3 separate regions of the Homo sapiens genome follow, and regions 2 and 3 are each linked to region 1. Evidence: chromatin loops called from intact Hi-C (ENCODE). Cell type or tissue: Caco-2. All regions are shown on one strand. Links, peaks and the distances in the headings refer to the core of each region. The heading gives the core; the rest is flanking DNA. Region 1 overlaps NEMP2 (nuclear envelope integral membrane protein 2). Region 2 overlaps NEMP2-DT (NEMP2 divergent transcript). Region 3 has its middle 71 kb from the start of GLS.

Region 1 (7,240 bases), core at 1,474-6,473:
TCCCGGGCAGGCCCCGCCCGCCCTTCCTGTCTTACTGGGCTTCCGTAGTCTCTCGCCTGGCAGTTGGACATTTTGTAATTTTAGAATTAGAAGCAACCGCGCGATCCAGTCGCCCAATTCCCTCGTTTTACAGAAGCAACCGAAACTCAGAGAGGTTTTGATTTGCCCAGGGTCACACAGCTTGTCACTGGCACAGCTGACCCTAGTCTCCAGACTTTCAGCACACGGCCTTTTGTACAGTACATCAATGCGTGTTGAAATCCTTGTTATTTCACTATCTCGCATTCCTTTGGTCTCAAGACTAGAGAAGGTAACAGCTTCAGCTTCAGAATCGGAGCGAAAATTCTTCTGCCCCTGACTGTTGTGACCTTGAGCGAGTAAACATAACGGTCCCACGTGAGCGGCAGGTAATGAGGCCTCACAAGGTTCTTGTGGTGTTCGTGTGCACAATGCCTGGCACACAGGAAGCAAGAACTGGTAGCGGCTGCTAGCTGTAGGGGCTCGCCACGGAGTGGGCTTAAGATGCTGGCACACTGGGGAAGGATCTGGGAAGGACACCTGGGGAAGTCAGAAACCTAGAGTTCCAACTCCAGACCTGCCGCTAACTTACCATGAGCTTCACATTTCTGTTTCTTTTTTTTTTTCCCCTCATAAAATCTTTTAAAAGATTTCCTGGGTGCACTGTCTACCAACTTCCCTTCCTTGCTTTGGCTACCCTGGTTTCAAGGGAGGCTGCCAAGTGTATTCTTTTAGCTGGGCATGGCCCTCCCTCCGGTTATACCGCGGTTTTTTATCTAAGGATGAATGAGAGACTGGATGTTGATGAGGTCATTATCAGATTCTGCCACAGCTCCCAACTGAGGGAATCTTGCAGTGAGTTATATGTTGGGGAAGTGTTGGATTCCAGTTTTCATTGAAGAGAAATTTTTTGAGTGTTCAGTATGTGCTAGGCAGTGTTATAAGTGCTTTAACTGCAGTATCTATCATATTTAATACCCATAGAAGCCCTATGCGGGAAAGCACCATTTTATACCCATTTTACAGATGAGAAAACGAAGGTTTGGTAGTAAGAAATACAACAATTTTATGCTGGTGAAAAAATAAAACACAAATCTGTCTAAGCAGGAAGGTTTCTGGGCATGGCAACAGCGAGAAAATTAGAAGTAGCCTTAGACCAGCACCCAGCACCTTGGGTTCTAGACCACTCATTCCTTCAGCCACAACTTGTGGTATAACCTTGGTCCAGGCACAGAGTCTTTATGGACCGTAGTTTTCTCTTGAGTAAAATGAAGATGTTTTTACTGAAGAGTTTCCAGTATTTTCCTCACCTCAGTGAACCTGGTGTTTTTAAAGTTTTTATGTTACCGCATTTAGTATAATAGTAACAGCCTGCTTCTCTGCTTTGTTAATCAAAGACACACATAAATACTTATTGGAGCTTCTGTTCTGCCTGAGACATGCAGGATGCCCACTGACTTGATAAAACTAGTCCACAGCTAAGAAGAATGGCAACTTTTGTAGCCTTAGAGGGATGCCTGCCATTCCGGTAGGCTTTCCAATACGGACTGTGAAGCGCCCAGCATCTGGTAGTGTGCCAGTGACACTGTTGGCAGCCCTGGATTAGACTAGGCTTAAGAACCATAGCTGCTCTTTAAAAGTCTATGGTTTCTTGAGGACCCTGAGAGGAAACAGCTGGTACTTCCTTTAAGCGAGGGGCTTGGATTAGTGATACCTAAGGTGCCTTCCTGTTCTAAAATTTTGTCTTGAATAACACACACTTCAATGGAATGGAGAACATTCAGACCAACCCCAGCTTTCTGTCACTCTATTTGGAGGAAAGTCAGAGACAGTTGACACAGGAGGAGCAGGTAGTTGTCTGACTGAGAGGAGAAACTTCAAGAGTTTCCCATAATTTTCACCCAGTTAGTGAGGTCCCTAGAAACCATGTGTTGTCCTGAGATGAAGTTCAGGCCCTGTCAGTGGCTTTCCAGGCTTAAACTATAACAGTCCATTTGACACCACAGCTTTAAGATTCATCTGTGAAGATTTGAACTTGAAGTTAAAGACCTGAGTGTGCATGAGTATATACTAATTCCAGTTTCATTCTCATATTCTTGGAGAAAGAAAAAGATGAATATTCAGGTTAAAAAAAACTGAGGTTAAGAGAATAGTTACCTTTATCACTTTGGTGCCTCACGTTAACACCTTTGAAAATGTGTATTTACAAAAAACAAATAGTAAGAAAAATCCTGAGTCCATTTGACTTCTCACAAGTTAAGACTTGTTGGTTTTTTGCTTTTTGTGTTTCCTACTCTTCTCCCTCCCCTTCCTTGTCCCCAAAGAAAAACAGTTATAGGGAAAATGGGGAAATTTGTCATATAAGTTAATAAGTGTTTATATTATGATTCCATTCTAGTTTCATCTGAAGATATTTTTTTTCCCCATATGAGGGCCATGTCAGTTTTCAGGAGGAACATTGGTGAGATATTTTTGTGTTGGGAGTTAGGTTCTGCTAAGATTTGAGGTGTTTGTGCTTTTTATTTTTAGCATATTCTGTAAGTAGGTTTAAGTACTGCCTGCTCTTTTCTGATGTTTTGACTGAGGTTTTTTTTTCCGTATATATGACTCAACTCTTTAACTTAAACATATACTTACATTTAGGAAAACTAATAAATGACAAAAGTACTACAAAGGAGATAATTGAGCTTATAATTAGGTGATATGTAGCTGTCCCTTTTTTATACTAGATATGTAATTCTAAAATTAGATTAATTGAATATTCATAAATTGAGTGGTATTTAAAATGAACTAAGGAATCTATCTCATTGGTTAAGGGAACCCTGACTTTCTGAATCCTTTGGTAATGTAAATAATTAATGCCTCCTGTAACATCTTAGAAATTTGGGCACAACTATCCAGAAATATACTGTTCTCTAGAAGTCAGGTTAATTGAAAGCATCAAAGAGCCTGCTGAGGATTGCAAGAAGTTAAGGAAAATGATGCCCTTCCAGGCTTAGAAACCTGTCTTTCCATAGTAAGGATGGCATTCAGGGTTGATCCCACAGATACTCCTCAGTCCTTGAGGGTTGAGGCAAACCTGGGATAGCCTACACTTCCAGATCTTTCTCCCGATCTGATTCAGGCTTGAGGAAGTGATTACCTAGGTTATGGAGCACCTTCCAGGGTACGGACATATTAAATACCTCAGCCTCAAGTAGAAGCAGTAGCTTTCCCTAGGCAGGTATTGTTCCCTTTTGACCAAATGAATGATTATTGTTAGATTTTTAAAAATTCCTAGAAATTCTGTTTCATTTCCTGGATTGCATTGTAAGGGGATTGTTGTTGTTTTTGTTCTAATTTTTAAATGTTTATTTATTTTTGAGACTGAATTATGATCCTGGCCAATTTTTTATTTTTGGTAAAGACAGGGTTTCACCATATTGCCCAGGCTGGTCTCAAATTCCTGGCCTTAAGGGATCCACCTGCCTTGGCCTCCCAAAGTGCTGGGATTACAGGCATGAGCCTCAGCACCTGGCCCGTTGTTGTTTTGATACATTTGAGTTTGCCTACATCTGCTACCGGAGGTTCTATCCTAGTAGAATTAACCAGCAATAACTGGGGCCTCATGAATAAATGAAACCCGCAGACATGCAGGCAGCTTCATAGCCTTCAGTGTCAGGGCATAATCAGCCATAGAGTTCAAATAAGCAGTCAAACTGGCTCTGTTTCCTGTTTCCATTGGACATGATTGAAACCGAGCAGTGAAATGGCTCTAGAAGAAGATTGCTAAAGGGAGGAGAGACCTAAGAAAGATACAGCCTTTATAATCAATCTAAGATTGGAAGATCTGTTCTCTCTAGAGAGAACAGTGGGCCAGCTGTGATAACAGTCTTGTGACAATCACTGTCTTTTGCCTAGTCCAAATAGCCCGTGGCTTAATGAACTGACTTGAAGCTAGGCTTGTGGCTTCTTATGGCTGAATTTATGGTCCCTTAGATATTTAGGAATTCCTGTGTGGGTTGTTTGAGACTCATTCACCTCGGGAGAGAGGTGATAAGAAAAAAGGGCAGCCAGAGGACACCATGAAGCACTGACACTTTGTGGAATCTCATGGATTGTGTAAATTCCACATCAGCTTCACCTCAAAAGCCAGAGGCCACTCTGGAGAATTCGAGGGAAAACACTGCAACATGCTTTTACTAGCGTGTCTATAGGCATGAACAGTCAGGACAACCTCCTTCCTTCTATGCTGTCCTTAATCTGGTTGAAGACTGAGGGGAAATGCAGAACAAGTTCTTTTCCTCTAACTGGCAGATCCCTTACCCAGAATACACTGATGTATCATATATGAGTCAAACAAAAGAAGCTTAATGCCACCTATTCTTTCTGACCTCCTCTATCCAGTGAGGGGCAAGAAGATGATCCCCAGTCCAGAGGATGTTAAGGGTTACAGTACTCAACCCTCTAGCTATGGATGTATTGGCCATGGGGTAGGGCAAGGGGGAAGTGCAGCCTGTGGCTTCCAGACTGGCCCTCATGCTTTGTCAGTTCTGTAAATGGGATGGCAGTGGCACAGGCTGGCAAGGGCATCCTACTACATCAGGTGGTTTCAAGGGAGGGCCAGAGTGCACCTTCTTTTACGGTGCTGACTATTCCTGGCCAGGCTCTTACAAAGATTGGCTGGACTTCCATTGGTAGGCCACACATGCCTAAATAACCCACTAGTCCTCTTGAACCACAAGCTACACACAAAAGATAAATATTTAAGTTCTGGGGGTTACAGTGATAAACATGCAATGTCCCTGACTTCATGGAGAGACAGAGTATAAGCTAATAAATATATATGTAATATGAAGAAAGAATAAAGCAGGTGGAAGTGGTTGGGGTGTGTTTGTTTAGACAGTGGGGTCAAAGAAGGCCTTTCTGAGAAGGGAGTGTTTGATAGAGTATATCAGTGATTGGAAGGGATGAGCTCTGCCAAGATCTGGGAGAAGAAGGTTGCAGCAGACTGAGGAAACTTTATGTGGGGGCTCGCTGGCATCTTGAGGACAGGAAGGCCAGCTGTGGCTGGAGCAGTGGGCTGGGAGGGAAGGTGGAGGAGGGAAGGTCATAGAGGCACTCAGGTCCCTGGAAGGGAGGGGGATTTTATTAATGGTGTAAAAGGAAACCATTGGAGGGTTTTAAGCAGGTAAATGATGGGTTCCCATTCATGTTTTTGTTTGTTTGTGTTTGTTTTTGTTTTGAGACAGAGTCTCACTCTGTCGCCCAGGCTGGAGTGCAGTGGTGTGATCTCAGCTCACTGCAACCTCGCCTCCCAGGTTCAAGCGAAATTACAGGCATGAGCCATTGTACCCGGGCCCAATTCATGTTTTTAAAAAGATCTATTTGCTAATTGAAAAGTGTGTTGTAGGGGAAAACATGGTAGTTGGGGGGCAGCAATTCTGGAAGCAGGGAGACCAGCCAGATAGAAGGCTATTACATCATCCTAGTGCAAGAGGAATGTGGCTTGGGTAAGAGAGAAGCATTTATTCCTATGTTGAAACTGCAGTATACACTATACTTAAATTGCATCATCTTGCTCTTAAGAGCTCCAGGTTTGGAATGATTTAGGAGACAGTCTTAGGATCAAGTGGAAAGAACCTTATTTGAAGAGAGCATTTGATTGCAAAACTCAGGCCCCACCAAAAGGTTATTTCCTCAGACCATTAACAAAAGGGAACTGTTCTATGAGAGTTGATTTAGCCCTTGAAGTAGCAGCACTCACTAGAAGAATTGCAGTGAGGGACCTTTGGAGGCACCCACAAGAAAAGCCCATCTAGCATTGAGCACATGGGTGGTGAAGAAAGACCTGTCTGGAAGTAAACATTATTATCATAGTTTGGGCTGCTGGGTCCGTGTACCTGAGACTTCATGCTCTTCACCTGCCCTGCTGGAATGCACTCCCTTTCCAACGATAGGTAGGAATCACTTTTGTTTGAGGACTCCCAGTATAAAGTTATTAACTCTAGCCATGCTTAGAGACCCCCCCGAGGAGGCTGTGCAAAGGCAGAACATGACAAGGTGAATCCAGAGATCTGATCCCCACACCTCTGCTGCTTACTAACTGGGAGCATTTAATGTGTTCTCATGTCTTCTCATTGCAGTTGCTCAGGATCTTCCAGGTTATATACTACATTCCTTGACATTCTTCTTTTCTATAGGTAGCTGCCAGCCCTTTGATATCCCTGGGACTGCACTTCCCCCTATGCTGCCCTTGGCCAGAAGTCATTTGCATCTCAGATATATTCAAAAATGTGCCTCAGCATTGGTTGCTTTGTGTATTCATAGCCCTGGTTGTGAATTCTTCTTTTGGCTCTTGTGCATGGACACACCATGCAGGAGCATGTTTTTCATTTTTAGTATCCTGTATTTAACAGAGAGCCTGTAGAACAGCAGTCTTCAACCTTTTAGCAACAGGGACCAGTTTCATGGAAGACAGTTTTTCCACAGGATAGGAGTGGGGTTGGGGTGGTTTTGGGATGAAACTGTTCCACCTCAGATCATCAGGCATTAGTTAGATTATCATAACAAGCATGCAACCTAGATCCCTAGGTTGCTCAGTTCACAGTAAGGTTCACGCTCCTATGATAATCTAATGCCACTGCTGATCTGACAGGAGGTGGAGCTCAGGTGGTAATGATCACTCGCCTCGCGCACCGCTCACCTCCTGCAGCCCTGTTCCTAACAGACCATGGACTGGTATTGGTCCTTGGCCCCAGGGTTGGGGACCTTTGCTCTAGAGGTTCCTTCTTGTGGTTTTTACTGGCTTTTCACCTGGATTCTTGTATTTGCATCTTGGACTCTCAAACTCTGCAAATTTCTTGATATATTTAGAAACATATGCATTTTATCATAATGTGAAGAGTAAAGATGACTGATTTGACTGTCACAGTTGAATACGTTGGGTCCTTGTGTAATTTTGCTGCTTCGTGTGGCCACCGGAAAACCCTCCCTTTTATGGAGTTGTGTTCTGGGAGATGGCGAGCATTCCCAGGATCCTTTCCCCAAGTCTGTCTTCACTTTTCTCCAACTTAATGCTAAGGATATTTCAGGCCAGGACCAGGGCCTTGTGTGAGCATATTCAGTATTATTCCCTACATGGATGTGATTGTTTACTAGTAGTTACTGTTTACTCAGTCCTTCCCCAACTTTGGTGTAGCAAGTTGTTCTAGCTTCATTTCAGGTTTTTCAGGAGGAACAA
Region 2 (7,240 bases), core at 914-5,913, 79 kb before region 1:
ATAGGTAAATGATTAAAATAAATAATTAGATAAATGTAATGGGACAAATATTTGCAGAATCCAAAGTTATATTAAATTAAACAACAGATATTTCATTATTTAGGTATTTTCCAATTAAAATATATTGTAGGAAAACATTCATTCTAAAAATTGTGTCCTTTTTAAAGGGTAAATAATTTTTGTCTAATTCAAAGCTTATTTAAAGGTTTTTTATATATAAAACAAGGTAAAAGGAACCAGGAAATAAGAGAGATATAAAGTAAGTTGTAAAAATAAAGAGAGTTTTAAAGTCTATTGGTAAAATAAAAATATCTTCAAAAATGTAAACATTTGGTCTAAATTATGCAGGTCAAATATTAAGTTTGCTAAATGCTTTAGGTCATAAACTTTTTTTGACTTAAAAAATTGTTCAATTTATTTTGGAGTGTTAAATTCTAGATAAGCCCTCAGGACACATGAAATTAGCCATGCCCCTAGCTATGCAAAAAGGTATTAAAGAAAAGATATTTTATATAATGAAGGATCTTGTGTGGTAAATTCTTGTCCTAAAGTAAAATAACTGGTTGTTTAAAAAGAGGGATGTGGCCGGGCGCAGTGGCTCACGCCTGTAATCCCAGCACTTTGGAAGGCTGAGGAGGGCAGATCACGAGGTCAGGAGTTTGAGACCAGCCTGGCCAATATGGTGAAACCCCATCTCTACTAAAAATACCAAAATTAGCTGGGCGTGGTGGCACGCACCTGTGGTCCCAACTACTCAGGAAGCTGAGGCAGAAGAATCGCTTGAACCTGGGAGGCAGAGGTTACAGTGAGCCGAGATCATGCCACTGCACTCCAGCCTGGGTGACAGAGCGAGACTCCATCTCAAAAAAAAAAAAAAAAAAAAAGAGGGATGTTTAGGACAAGTCAGAAAGTCAAGTCAAGGCATGTCATAGCTTGTCTGTGTAGTCATGAAAGAATTTATGAAAGGGAATTTATGAAAGGAAAGAAATGTACAGTTTGAAGGTGATTAGGCCTCCTGAATGTTTTATAAAAATGCCACTAAGACTCTTAGCTGTACAACTTGCCTGGTGTACAGCTAGGTAAGGCCTGGGACACATGGAGTTTGAAACTGGAATAAGTCGGACCTTATCTGCATTTCTGCCTAGGTCCAAGGCTCCACACCTAGTACATAATTAAAATCCCAAACTTACCAAGGTTTTCACCAAAAGTAAAGGTTGCTAAAAGTTAACAGTGTAACATATATTTAAAACTATTGAAGAAACAGTTTACATGCAAGGTGTGTAAGGAAAGCAAAATATACTTCTAGTAAAAAGATTATAAGGAGTCATGAGAATGTGGATTTTTGCCTAGATTAAAAGGTTAAAGGACTGTTTTAAGTTGGATAAAATAAAGAGGAAGATTTAAACAAGTTGTGGAAGGTTGATTATAAAGGAAATTTTGTGTGTAAACATATTGGCCAAAGTTAAAGGGGTATCATCCAGTTTTTCTGTAAATTGAACATTAAAATAAAAGCACAGTGGGTTTCTCTTAAAGCACTAACCTGCTCTTTAACAAAAATTGTAAAGGGTTATAAAAGGTCTATACAAAATCTTACCTTATGGTCAAACATTAAAATTGGGTAAATCTGTCTATAAGGATTTGTTAAGAATTGGGTTTAACATTAATAGCACACTAACGTAAAGGTGAAATTTGGTTTATTTGGTATAAATATTATACAGAAAGCATTGTCAAATATGAAATGGTGTTTGGCTTTCTTTGGGCTATATTTGTATAAGTATGTTATTTGTATGTGTTCCAAAGTTATGGGAGACTCCTATAATTCTGATACATCTTAGTGTATGTTATGAGTAATAATTATAATTGTTGTGTTAAATTATTGTGTGCCACAGAGGTAACAGATATCCTTGTCAATTGTGTGTTTAACTATGGCTACCCTAAAACTTTTTGTCATCCATAATCAATTGTTGTCTTGTTTTGGTCCTCTGTAGAAGGTGATTTTATAATCAGCTATAAAGCTCTAACAGGTGCTCTTGAATGCAGGTTTCTGATAACTTTGGAGATGTGACATCAGAATAGAGGAAAAACGTTCAGGACTCTTGAAGAGTTAAAATATTCATTAGTATCAAGCAGGACAGGAATTAACTGCATGAACTGAACTAATAGGAGACTGAAGTGATCTTTTTGACTTTTTGCTTAAAATGTTGCTAATCCTTTGTTTTGCTTTTCAGAGTCAAGGAGACTTTTGAGCTATTGACAGCTTTTAACAATTAAGTAAAGTATACTCCTATGAACAAAATTTGGAGCATATTTGTTTCTCTCTACCTGATTCCAAAATTTGGAAACTATTTGCGAGTATTCTTAATTTATGGCAATATAGTTATTTGCATAAGTGCAACAAGAATCTGTTTTCTTTCGTAAGAGGACACAGTTGGAAAAACTGGTTATTTTACCAAGGGCTTTGACTGGAATGGTATGCTCTCCTTTAAGGAATCAAACTTGACTTATGGAGCCAATAAAGCCCTTGGAAAACTGGCCTCATATTTTGCATACACAGTCCCTGTACAGGGTTTCTGATCTGTGGTAAGCAAACAATGTCACTTTCCAAGAGGCCAGGAACCCCAAGTTATCTTGGAACCTCAAGAGGAGAGGAATTCACCCAATTCATAGGTATTTGATGGTACAAATCCATGGCTGGGCTTGGCTTTAAAAAGGTCTCATCTTAGATTCCTTCTATGGAACAAAGTTCCATCAAAGCCAATATAAAAGACCTATGTGAAAATAATTATTCTTGCTGCACTTTATACAAATAATCTGGCCAAATATAATAAAGCATACCAGTCCTACCATGAAGAGAGAAAAATTATGTTTCAAAACTATAGTATACCTGTTAAATTCTAGTCTTGCCTGATTTTTTCAGTTTTTATTGTTTTCTACAGTTTGGATTAAATTCTAATTTTTTGGCTACAGGTCTCCAAAATAATGTTTTCAATTTTTCCCTTTTTCTTTTCCTTTTCCCCCATTCTTCCTAATTGGAAATCACTGAAACCTGAGCTGTGCTTTCGTAAAGCCCTGCAAACTTAAGACTAGACAACTTAAACTTTAGAAGAAAACAGCAGCAACCTCTTTATATGTGTTGCTGTTGCATACTATTCTAGGCCCCCGAAATAGAGCCAATAGAGGGAACAAATCAACCACCTCCACTCCAGCACTGCATTCAGTCCCCATAATGATGACCCTCTCTCAGCAGGAAGTAGCCAGAAAGATTATGATGCCCCATATCCCTATGATCTTGTGATAAATAAATATACAAGCATGATAGAAATCATGCACAAATTGACAGTGGTGATTGTGGCAGGCCAGGTCTCACTAATGCAGGCCTGCATTACAACAACTGTCCCAGCTCTGACTGAGTAGCTAGGTTAAACATTAAAAGCTGATTGAGCCAGTGCCCTTATACAAAGGCTGGAATGTAACAAAGAGCCCACCAAGAGTTTTGCCTAGGCTTTTCATGGGCCTTGAAGTTTGACAAGATAATGAAGGAATTCTTAACAGGACCCTTTTAGGATTAAACAAGTTTTATTGGGGGGTCTGAAGAAACTCCTCGGGCCTCCACAAACAAGTTTATTGAGATCTAAAGGAACTCCCCAAACCTCCATGATTTAGCAGGAGACAAGATAAGGGTAATCACCCCAGCACCTAGACCCATTTAGATTAAGTAAACTTACTGAGGCTCTAGAAGGTCTTCAGGACTCAGACCTTAGTTATAGATTAAAAGAAGTTAATCACTTATGTCTTTAGATTAATTCACTCAGTTACACATAGACATATAGCTTAGAAGGTATATAAGCTCTGGAAAACTTTGTAATTTTGAGTTGGTCTGGCAATAATTTCCAGGCCTTCTCCCTGTAACTGGTTACAGAAATACTCTCTTCGTCCCCAGTTCATCTGCATCTCATTATTGGGCCACGAGAAATAGCAGCCCAACCCCCATATTGGTTCAGGAACAATGCCAAGAGCATGCTGTAATCCCCTCTATACAGTAGTCCCCCTTATCTTCATAGAATACATTCCAAGAACTTCAGTGGAGCCTAAAGCTGCAGATAGTACCAGACCCTATATATATTTTCTTTTTATACATACGTACCTCTGATAAAATTTTTTTAATAAGGTTCAGCTAACAGATTAACAATAATAACTAATAATAAAATAGAACAATTATACTACAGTAAAATCATACGCATGTGGTCTCTCTCGCTCCTTCAAAATATCCCATTGTTCTGTATTCCTGTGGCAACAGCTTCTTCATTAGCAGACACAGCCTCTCTAGTAATTTATATATTTTTCAGTCCAAACCTATTCCTGAATCTGTTAACTATCCCTTACTTGCAATAAATGGCTTGGTGTCACTCGTTTCAGGGGATCCCTTGCTGTAGGGATCAATGCTTGTCTTCATACAGGCTCAATGCTTTCTGGTGCAACGTGTTGCCAATCAAAACACATTTCTTTTAATGTCTCCCACCTGCAAACTGAATGCCTTTTTCATCTTAACTAAGCACTTATCATACTCTATGGCCATGACGTTTACAGTTTGAGGTGCTGTAACCAGCACAAATATATTTTTCTTTACAAATTCACGGGTAAAAGATTTGTTCTTATAAATTTTGTTAATTTCAGCAATTTTTTTTTCTTTCCTTGTTAAGTCAAGAACTTTCACCTTTTCACTTAAGTGAAGCACTTTATAGCTTCTCTTTGGCATATACGAATTGCCAGCATCACTACTCTCGCACATTGGGACCATTATTAAGTAAAATAAGGATTACTCGAACACAAGCACTGCGATACTGCAACAATCTGATAGCCAAGATGGCTACAAAGTGACTAACGGATGGGGAACGTGTACGGCGTGGGTACGGGGGACAAAGGGATGATTCACATCCTGGGTGGGACAGAGCAGGACAGCTTGAAAGTTTACACCCTACTGAGAACGTCACACAATTTAAAACTTATTATTTATTTCTGGTGTTTTCTATTTAATATTTTTGGACTGCAGTTTACCATAGATAACTAAAACTGCAGAAAGCAAAAGTACCAATAAGGAGTGACTACTGTACACCAGTCTTCATCTCAGAGTCTGTTTCCAGGGAAGCCCACCCTGAGGGAATGAGTGTTCACATCTATAAAATACAGGGGTTATGCTATCAGAAGCATGAGTCAACAAAAGAAAAATAGATTGTACTTCAAAATGAAAAGCCTTTGTAATTTTACCTGGAAATGGCTGGAGGTGATGATTGCACGGCAACTGACTGTACTTAATGCCACTGAACTGTGCTCTTGAAAATGGATAAAATAGTAAATTTATGTTATGTCTAATTTTACCACAATAAAAATTAATTAATTTTAAAAATACAGGAGTAAGGTTGGATGTGCTTTTGGTTTCCTGCCCATGCTAAAGGTCCACAATTACTCTGAGTTACTTGGCAGCCAAATCTGGGTTGGTGTGATTTCAGGGGCTAGACTGTAGCATTTCTCAATCTTGGCTGTGTATTAGAATCACTTTGGATTTAAAAAAAAATGATGCTTCAGTTCTGCCCATAGTAGTTCCTGTGTAATAGTCTAGGGTCATGGCTTTGGTATTTTTAAAAGCTCCCAGTGATTCCAGTATGCAAACGCAGTTGAGCCTTACTGGGCTAGAAGAACCACAGCCCACTCCTTACCACCCACTTGCTGTTGCCCCTGAGATTTGGCCACCTGCTTATCCTTCCAGCCTCATCTTTCTGACTCCCTCCTACACATACCCAAGCTGCAGCTGAACCAAATGACTTGTCATTTATCCTCTCCTGTCAAACCCTGACTCCTATTCCCTTGCTCATGTTTCCGCTGACAAGATTACATTCCTCTGACTGATTCCAGCCCTCGTGAACCCCTTCTTGGGAAACTTGCCTTCAGCACCCGCCATGGGCTGTTCAGATGCCTCCACTCTGAACCCTGGAAGTGCCTCACATGTCAGCACCTATACTGAGGACTCTGGATCAGCACACCAGAGCAGGGATCAAGTCTTCCTCCCTGCATTCCCGGTACAAGGTAGGAAGCCAGGCACCAAGGAAGCTGCCAGTAGGTCTTATTTGAATAAGATTTCTTTAATAAGAGGTCATTTGCTCCACAATTAAATAGAAATTCTTAAAGTAAATGCATTGGGAAAAATTAGCATATCTGTATAAATAAGGCATTTTTAAAAAAAATTAATTGAGCTATTATTATATGCCTGGGATTGTGCTAATGCTTTACTTGGAGTTTCTTGTTGAATTTTCTTTTCTTTTTTATTTTTTTGAGTCAGCGTCTCACTGTGTCGCCAGGCTGGAGTGCAGTGGCACGATCTTGCTCACTGCAACCTCTGCCTCCCAGGTTCAAGCAATTCTCCTGTCTCAGCCTCCCAAGTAGCTGGGATTACAGTCCTGCCCCACCACACCCGGCTAATTTTTGTATTTTTAGTAGAGACGGGGTTTTGCCATGTTGGCCAGGCTGGTCTTGAACTCCTGACCTCAGGTGATCTGCCTGCCTTGGCCTCCCAAAGTGCTGGGATTACAGGCGTAAGCCACCATGCCTGGCCTCTTGTTGAACTTTCACAGCAACCTTAGGAGGCAGATACGATACTTTTCATGTTCGAAATGAGGAACTAATTTCAGACAAGTGAACTTGGCCAGGATCACAGCTAGTGTGCCGCAGAGCTGGGAGTTTCAGTTGGTACACAAGTGATGTTTCCAGAGCCTTCCTGATTTGGGGAAGAGGACAGGAAAAATTTAGGTCACTGGGAATCTAAAAGGAGGAGAGGGGCTGTAACTAGTAGGAAAAAGGAAGTTAGAAAAAAAGGCCACTGAAAGAAAAGACAAACTGTAATCTTCCCTATTTTGGTCCGGCCTTAGCTTAACTGTGAGTGAGTATTTAAATCACAAGCGCAAGACTGGAAGGTGGACACTGTGAAACTCTTGTTCCTCAGATACATTCCATTGAATTCAACCCAACAACATTTATTCAGGATCTATGGTGTGCCAGAAACAGTGTGAGATGTCTGAATTCCAAGTACAGATAATATAGATCTTTGCCCATAAGGAGTTCTCACTTTAGTGGGGCCAAGAGGTACACTGTCAACAGACACTCCAAGCACAACGGTATGTGTTCTATAATCTAGGTATGTGTTAAGAGCTGTGAAAGTGCAGAGAAGCTAAGTTTCCCAGAGAAATCT
Region 3 (7,240 bases), core at 1,261-6,260, 280 kb before region 1:
TATTTGTACTGACAGGAATGTGGCCACATATTTTGGAAAAGCTCAGGGACTCAATCCTCTGCTAGCTGCTTTGAGGCCATGTCTGCCGAAGTCACTGTCCTCTACAGGGTTTTTTCCTCATGTTCAGTGTTTAGTCCTTTCCACCTTCACGAAAACGATGCCTACTTAATATACAGAAAGGAGGACATACAGAAATTTTTCATCTTAATTGGATATTACAGTTGCCCCACTTTGGAGCCAAGAAGAGCTGAATAAAGCTGAGAAACACCTAAACAGAAAGGCAAGTTTACCATGAAGTAAGAAACGTAAGCTTTGGACCCCTTAATTGCTTGAGCCTCCGTGAGTATTGGGAGTTGGTGTGGGTTGTAGAATGTTGTCAGTAGAGAGAGAAGTCAGATTGCATTTCTATGTAAATATTTTGGGTAAATTGCTTAGAGACATGTCAGAAGAAAGGGACCTGGACTCTCAAGGCTCCAGTAACTTATTATGAATCCTTTTCTTATCCTTAATAAATATTCTTTTTTGTACCTAACTTTATATTTCTAATTTTATGTTCTTTTTCTTGAGAAGGATCAGCCAAATAATATACGTTTTAGCCCCCACAAAACCTGGATCACTCAACCTACATGGAACTTTAATCATACTCAAACTAGGTCAGCAGTCAGTTTAAAGTGTAGGGGTAGGGGACAGTAAAAGGGACTTTATATGGAAGCCACGGAAAGTTTTCATAGGAGAGAGAAAGAGTGCATGTGCATGTGGTACTAACATGGACTCAAACTTTACTCCTGGCCACTGCTCCATTTCTTTCTTGTATATTTGTGTTCCTTGAACATATACTTTATACTAAATGCATCTACTTCTTAACCACATATAGGACATTGACTTTCTTTAATCAACTTTGTTCTCCTTCCCCTTGTACTTCTTCTATCCCTAGAAGCTGCTACCCTCAACTAGGATATTTCTGGCAACTTCAGGAAAATTGAAAGGACAATTTCTAGTGCCATTATCTTTGCAACCTTTGACTGGATGCCACCAGTTCACCCTTTTCAACTGTAATTATAATGACTTCCTTAAAGTGTTGTCACTAACTCTGGCTTCTATGACTTCATTTGCTATTTTACCACTTTCTGGTATCTACTGGCATTCTTGGGTATAATCTAGGAATTAGTGCCCTTCCATTGCAGTAGGTCCTGCCCATCCTGAGACAACACACATTTCCCTTCAATCTTTTCCCTTGGTCTGTTTTCATGTTGTTAACCTTCTTTTGCTGCTTCTTGCTGCTTTCTTCTCCCTCTAACTCATCTCTCTGTTCAATTCATACAACTGAATCTTCTTCCATCTGGCCTAGTGAAACAAGCTCCTGGTAGGGCCCCCTTTCCCAGATCTAACCTTCTTTCATCATTGCTCAGAGTGACTGTGACACAGGCATCTCAAACCATCCGACATACCCCTCCACTCCTTAGGACTCTATGGTGGCATCCCTTAGCCCCAGGAAGCACAGGAGTCACATCACTTTCTCATTTAAGATTCACTTGCTCAAATCTTCTTTTGTCCAGTTCCACCCTACTTTTTCTAAAGCTGCATGATGCATCTGTAGGCACTCCTTTGTACCACTTACTATGTGTCAGACCTGGTATCTTGATTTGACCTCATTTTGCTTACAGCAACCATGTTTTTGTTTCTTGCAACAACCAAGTTTCTGTTTACTTACGGCAACCAAGTGATTTCTGTTGTTATCTCTATTTCATGGGTGAGGAAATCGAGCATTAGAGAGGGCAAATAAAGTACCCAAAGTTAGAGATTCGGCAAGTCTTTGGGTTCATAATATTTGAACCCAAGCCCTCTGATCCCATAGTCCACATTCTTAACCACTGTACCAGTGCTTCTCAAAGTATAGACCACTGACCGTCGGCACCAGGGTCACTGGGTGCCTGTTAAAGTGCAAATTCCTGGGTCCCATTTTCTATCTACTTACCTGATGAAAAGGGATCTGGTGAAAGAATATTCAAGGCAGAGAAAACAGCAACTGCTGAGGTGGGAATAAGCAAGGATCAGAAAAAGGGTGAGAGAGGCTGGAGCACAATGAGCCCAGGAGGGTGGTATGAGGTCCGGAGGCTTCGGATTTTGGATCTCTTTTCTTCTTTTCCTTTCCTTTTGCCTTTTGCCATTCCTTTTGCCTTTTGCCTTTCCTTTCCTTTCCTTTCCTTTCCTTTCCTTTCCTTTCCTTTCCTTTCCTTTCTCTCTTTTTCTTTCTTTTTTGAGAGGGTTGCACTGTGTCACCCAGGCGGAATGCAGTGACAATCACAGCTCACTGCAGCCTTGACTTCCTGGGCTCAAGCATTTCTCCCACTTCAGTCTCCCAAGTAGCTGGGACTACAAATGCATGCCACCACACCCGACTAACTTTTGTGTTAGGGGGTGGTCTCCCTGTGTTGCCCAGGCTGGTCTCAAACTCCTGGGCTCAAGCAATTCTCCCGCCTCAGCCCCCCAAAGTGCTGGGATTTTAATTTTTTATTTAGTTAGATGGGAAGCTCTTGGACAGTGGTAAGCAGGCGAGCGATAAGACCCACCTCACATTTGAACAGATGGCAGCTGTCACTAAAGAGTTGTAGAGTTGTGGAATTTTGGAGTTGTAGAGTTATAGAATTGTGGAGTTGTGAAGCTGTGAAGTTGTTGTAGGGAAGCAGCTGCCCAGCCAGCGCACTTCCTTGCATCTAGAGATGTCATAGATGAATTCTGGCCATTGGAAGGAGAGCAGAAGTGATTTATGGGTGACTTTTGGGCAGAGGTATTGAAGGAGCAGATATGCCTGCTTCATGTTCTCTCCGCCCTTCTACCAGCTGGGTGTTGATTCCATGTATTAAGATGACTGGGCTCTCCCTCTCCCAGCCTGGCATTGACAAGGAGTCCCCACATGAACTATTCCCTGAGCAATAAAAAATGGAACACAAAATGTGTATTATTCAAATGTGGGGATTTCCTTGTTACAGTAGCTACTATTACCTTAAATGATACATGACTCATGCTTTGCCAACATCATTTTGGCTGCTATGTGGAGGTGGAAGGGGGTGGCAGAGAGACCAAGGTAGAGGCTACTGCAGAAGTTCTAATGGGACTGGGGGCTGGCATAGATTACCTGGGTGGCACTAGAGTGGTGGAAACTGGAGATACTAGATATATTTTGGAAGAATTTTCCCCCAAACCAGCAAGATGTGCCATTAGATTAAATGGGGATGTGACAGGAGAGATAAATCAAAAGTGCAAGGTTTTCAGCTTGAACTCACTGAAAATACAGAGATGCCATTTTCTGAAGTGGGGACTGGAATATTTGAAATCTTCTCCTGCCTGCAGTTCTCTCACTCTGCAATTTGCCCTGAACAACCTCCTAGTTGTGGACCTTAGACCACATGATTCATCCCCTGAGGCCTCCTCCATACCCTACAGACCTCACGTGTACTTCACGTGTTCACGCTGAAAGAAAAATTTGTCCTACACTCTCTCGGCCTGAACAACTGACTACTTGATAAAATAAGATTTGTAAACATAAAAAAAAAAGCAATTATAACCTCAAATGGGTTTAAGTTGCTTTCCCATTCTTACCAGGCCAGAGCACAAATAGAGAAGGAATGTGTCTTTCGTGTTTGCAATTAGGAAGTGAAGGAGATGGTGCTAATCATAGAGTTTCTGTTAGTTCTGGGCTGACCTTGTTTGAAGTATGGTTGCAACACACTTTATGACCCTACCAGCTCAATGGAATTTTTGTTTATTGCTTCCTCTCCTCTCTGTGTCCTCTGACTGTGGGTCTACTCAGTATGACAGTCTCTCCAGGGCAGGATTGTGTCTGTTTACCTTGTTCTGCACTGGACTTCACTTACCATGGTGGCTGTGGCAGAGCTGGGTCATTAGGACTCTTTGGAAGATAATGCCCTGTGAAAGAGGAATGGGGTATAGGAAAAAAGAGGCAATGGGCATGAAAGATGTGAGAATGGATGGGAAAAAAAAGATATAATAATATAAAATAATGTCATATATGAAATAATATAAAAAATAAATTGAGTATTTGTTTTTCAGTTAACCAATGTCAGAATATATATTATTCTAAGACCCTCACTCTACTCTGTTGTCCTAGGAGCTCTGGAGGGAAGCATTAGATATGGCTCTTAACCTCAGGGGGCTTACAGTCCAATCAGGAGACCCAATGCAAATGGAACAATGAATCAAGATACTATCTAACAGGACTAGACCATGCCAGTAAGTGCTGTAGGAGTTTAAAGATGAAGTAGCTCTTTGAGGCTGCAGTAGTCTGTTGATGGTGCTTCTCTCAGGAGGTCCCAGGAGGGGTGACTGTTCTTTCTGGAACATGGTCATGGGAAAATCCCTCATACCTACTTTAAGCCAGTAAAAGAGAATGTCCAGAAAGGCCAGGTATTTGGAATTGGACCTAAGTGACAGGCTTCATATACAAATATGCATTGGTTTACGGACAATTGTATAGTTTTTTTCTTCACTGCCACCTAAACCATCATTATCAGCACTTGAGTCCTCTGTGACCATCACTGCTGTCCATGGGCAGTATGCACAAGTGGAACAAAGCCAACGCCTCAACTGTGAGACAGTTTGTCTCTTAGGGTTAGGGAAGATGAGGGCTAAGGGTGGAGGGAGAAGGTACAGCATGGCGAAGCTCATCATAGATCCCTTGGAACACTATTCCTACTGATTTGTTACTCCCTTTTCTCCCTCCATGCTTTGTCTTTCCCTGTTACACACACACTGTTATTCTTCATCTGTCCGCAGCCCAGTCATTGGAACTTGGATGTAAGTGGCTTCTACAACCAAGTGAGGCAGAGAAATGGGCAGCAGTGATGACTCTATAAAGACTTTTGTCCTTTCATTCATTCAAGGTGGTGTACAACCCAAAGATGAACACATGACCCTTGTCCTCAAGCAGCTCAATCTGTGAAAACTATCATATGAGTTAATGTGGTAACAGAAGCATGCGCACAAAGTACTCTGGAACAACAGGCAGGGACCATTTAGACCTGCTGCAGTGTGTGTGTCTGTGTCTGTTTATCTATGTATTATATGCAGGCAGATTGTGAAAAAAGACAAGTTTCACAGAGGAGATGATACATGATCTTTTCTAATTCACTGAAGCATACAGCTATCAAAGGCCTGAGGACTCTTGAAAGATGAGCAAAATTTCATCATGCAGAGAAGGGAAGTGTAAAGACAGGAAACAGCATGTGAAAGGCATTCTATTCTATTTAAATCTAGGAATACTGTCTTTAGGATGTTCTTGGCTGATTAAATCAGATGCATCATCATATTATACTATCATGATTTACCAATACTGGTTATTGCCTAGATTTTATCCATGGACTCTCCATTGGCATCATTAGTGATGAGAGCTGGAAGCTTGAGCACACCCTGCCATAAAGTTGTTTGTAACAGAAGACATAGTTTGTACTTTGTTTTCTCTGTTTCAGTTTTGGTTTCCACCTCTAATTTGATATATACCAGTTATTAATCTGGTTGATTTGCTACAAATGAAAAGTTTAAAAAATTAATGACAATCTATACAAAACTCACATAAAACCATTTGAGTCTCCCACTAGATGGCACAGGAAGAATATGGCATATCACCTAATTCTCAGGCTAGGCTAGATAGAAAATGTCTATTCCTATGATCACATGACTCTGACTACTTTCTCTTAAAAGTAAATATAAATAACATCTCTGTAATTTTATTTTTTCTTTAACAATAATTTATCTTAAAGTAGACAGAAAAATGCATGTGGTTTAAAATTCATAGTAAATAGGAGAATATTATAAAAGTTTCTTAAGGCCAGGTGCAGTGGCTCATGCCTGTAATCTCAGCACTTTGGGGGTCCGAGGCAGGCGGACCATGAGGTCAGGAGATTGAGACCATCCTGGGCAACATGGTGAAACCTTGTCTCTACTAAAACTACAAAAATTAGCTGGGCGTGGTATGCTCCTGTAGTCCCAGCTACTTGGGAGGCTGAGGGAGGAGAATCGCTTGAACCCGGGAGGTGGAGGTTGCAGTGAGCCGAGGTCGTGCCACTGCACTCCAGCCTGGCAACAGAGTGAGACTCTGTCTCAAAAAAAAAAGTTTCTCAAACCATTTTTAACAGATTAAAACAATTCTTTTTTTATCAAACTATTTTTTTCATTAATTCTTAGTAGTCAATAGTTCTGTTATTGTGACCCTGGAAGACAAGGCACTGTCATCTGTCTCCTACAGATTTTAGAGCAATTAAAAGTGAAGCAATCCATATTCATTGATTAAGAGGGAACTATCATGTAACCTGGGTAAGTCAGTCCATATCACTTTAAGAACGCTAAACAGTATTGCTCAAGGTTAAAAAAAAAAAAAAAGGAGAGAGAGAGAGATCTAACACCATTCTTTAACGCCTGGCCACTAAACTAATGACCATCAATGACAGAACCTGCTTAATCCCCATATAATTATCCAATATATTGAATCCTAATTTTTTTTGCTCTTCACCCCAACCTTGCCCAAGTGCCAGTGTAGCTCTACTTTAAGAATATCAATAGAATGTGATTTTTCACAAGCTGCCATAAGTAAATGGTGGTAAGCCAGAGTTATAATCTGAAAATGCAGCTAGTTTTTTGGGGGGCACATTAGGACTCAAACTTCCTAAAACTCCTACTCCTGAGTTACCTGGAGAAAAGCTACAGCAGATGGGCATCCAGTGCTTGGAAGGGCTGCTTGGTCCTCAATACAGGGCCCAGTAAATATATCTTTCAATTAAACTCCAACCTTTGATGTAACTGGTATCGTGGTGCCACAAGGATTCTGTTCAATATATATTTACTGAATACCTTCTTTGTGCAACACTCTGTGCTGGACCCTGGGCTAGCTTAAACAACCTGATTTGATTCATGGTGGGCAGCAGATAAGAAGGCAGAATTAGTTCACCCTCATAATGGTCTTTTACTGCAGCAATGGCCAATAAACCACCGAGTTTGCAACACCAGAACCCTAAGGGCACACTTAGCTTGAATCAGAGTGTCTCCTGGCAATCATAACTGATATTCAATCAGAGTTCCCACTGAGTATAGATGTACTACTTGACTCCATTCCAATAAGTGCAGCAAGCTGGAGCAGAAAAACTAATCTTTGCTGGGTCTCTCAACGCATGATTTTTCCTACATTGTGCAACCCTTATATGCCTTTCGTCATTCATTCCTATCAGAA

The links. Hi-C counts contacts between places; a loop is a spot of excess contacts. Peaks named below come from ENCODE experiments on the same cell type or tissue, not always from the same donor. Only the 100,000 strongest peaks of a DNase experiment are listed, where the experiment ranks them.
Region 2: it touches region 1 in a loop (6-fold over the local background); 4 of 110 quality-filtered maps call a loop at or near these places.
Region 3: it touches region 1 in a loop (5-fold over the local background); 26 of 110 quality-filtered maps call a loop at or near these places.

Annotation. Positions count from the first base shown.
Region 1 is chr2:190,527,179-190,534,418 of GRCh38, reverse strand. The region is part of intron 1 of NEMP2 (nuclear envelope integral membrane protein 2); the gene reads left to right. Among named protein-coding and RNA genes, the nearest start is that of NEMP2, 3.9 kb to the left of the region's middle. RefSeq lists a silencer at 1-33. In Caco-2, for the core only: no CTCF peak of the experiment used is centred there; DNase peaks (open chromatin) are centred at 4,018 and 5,848.
Region 2 is chr2:190,605,797-190,613,036 of GRCh38, reverse strand. All of the region lies in intron 4 of NEMP2-DT (NEMP2 divergent transcript), which reads right to left. It also overlaps a transcript of NEMP2 not described here. Among named protein-coding and RNA genes, the nearest start is that of NAB1, 40 kb to the left of the region's middle. RefSeq lists an enhancer at 4,248-5,447. In Caco-2, for the core only: no CTCF peak of the experiment used is centred there; DNase peaks (open chromatin) are centred at 3,496, 3,976, 4,898 and 5,876.
Region 3 is chr2:190,805,805-190,813,044 of GRCh38, reverse strand. No RefSeq gene overlaps it. Among named protein-coding and RNA genes, the nearest start is that of GLS, 71 kb to the left of the region's middle. In Caco-2, for the core only: no CTCF peak of the experiment used is centred there; DNase peaks (open chromatin) are centred at 3,424 and 3,814; H3K4me3 peaks cover 579 bases.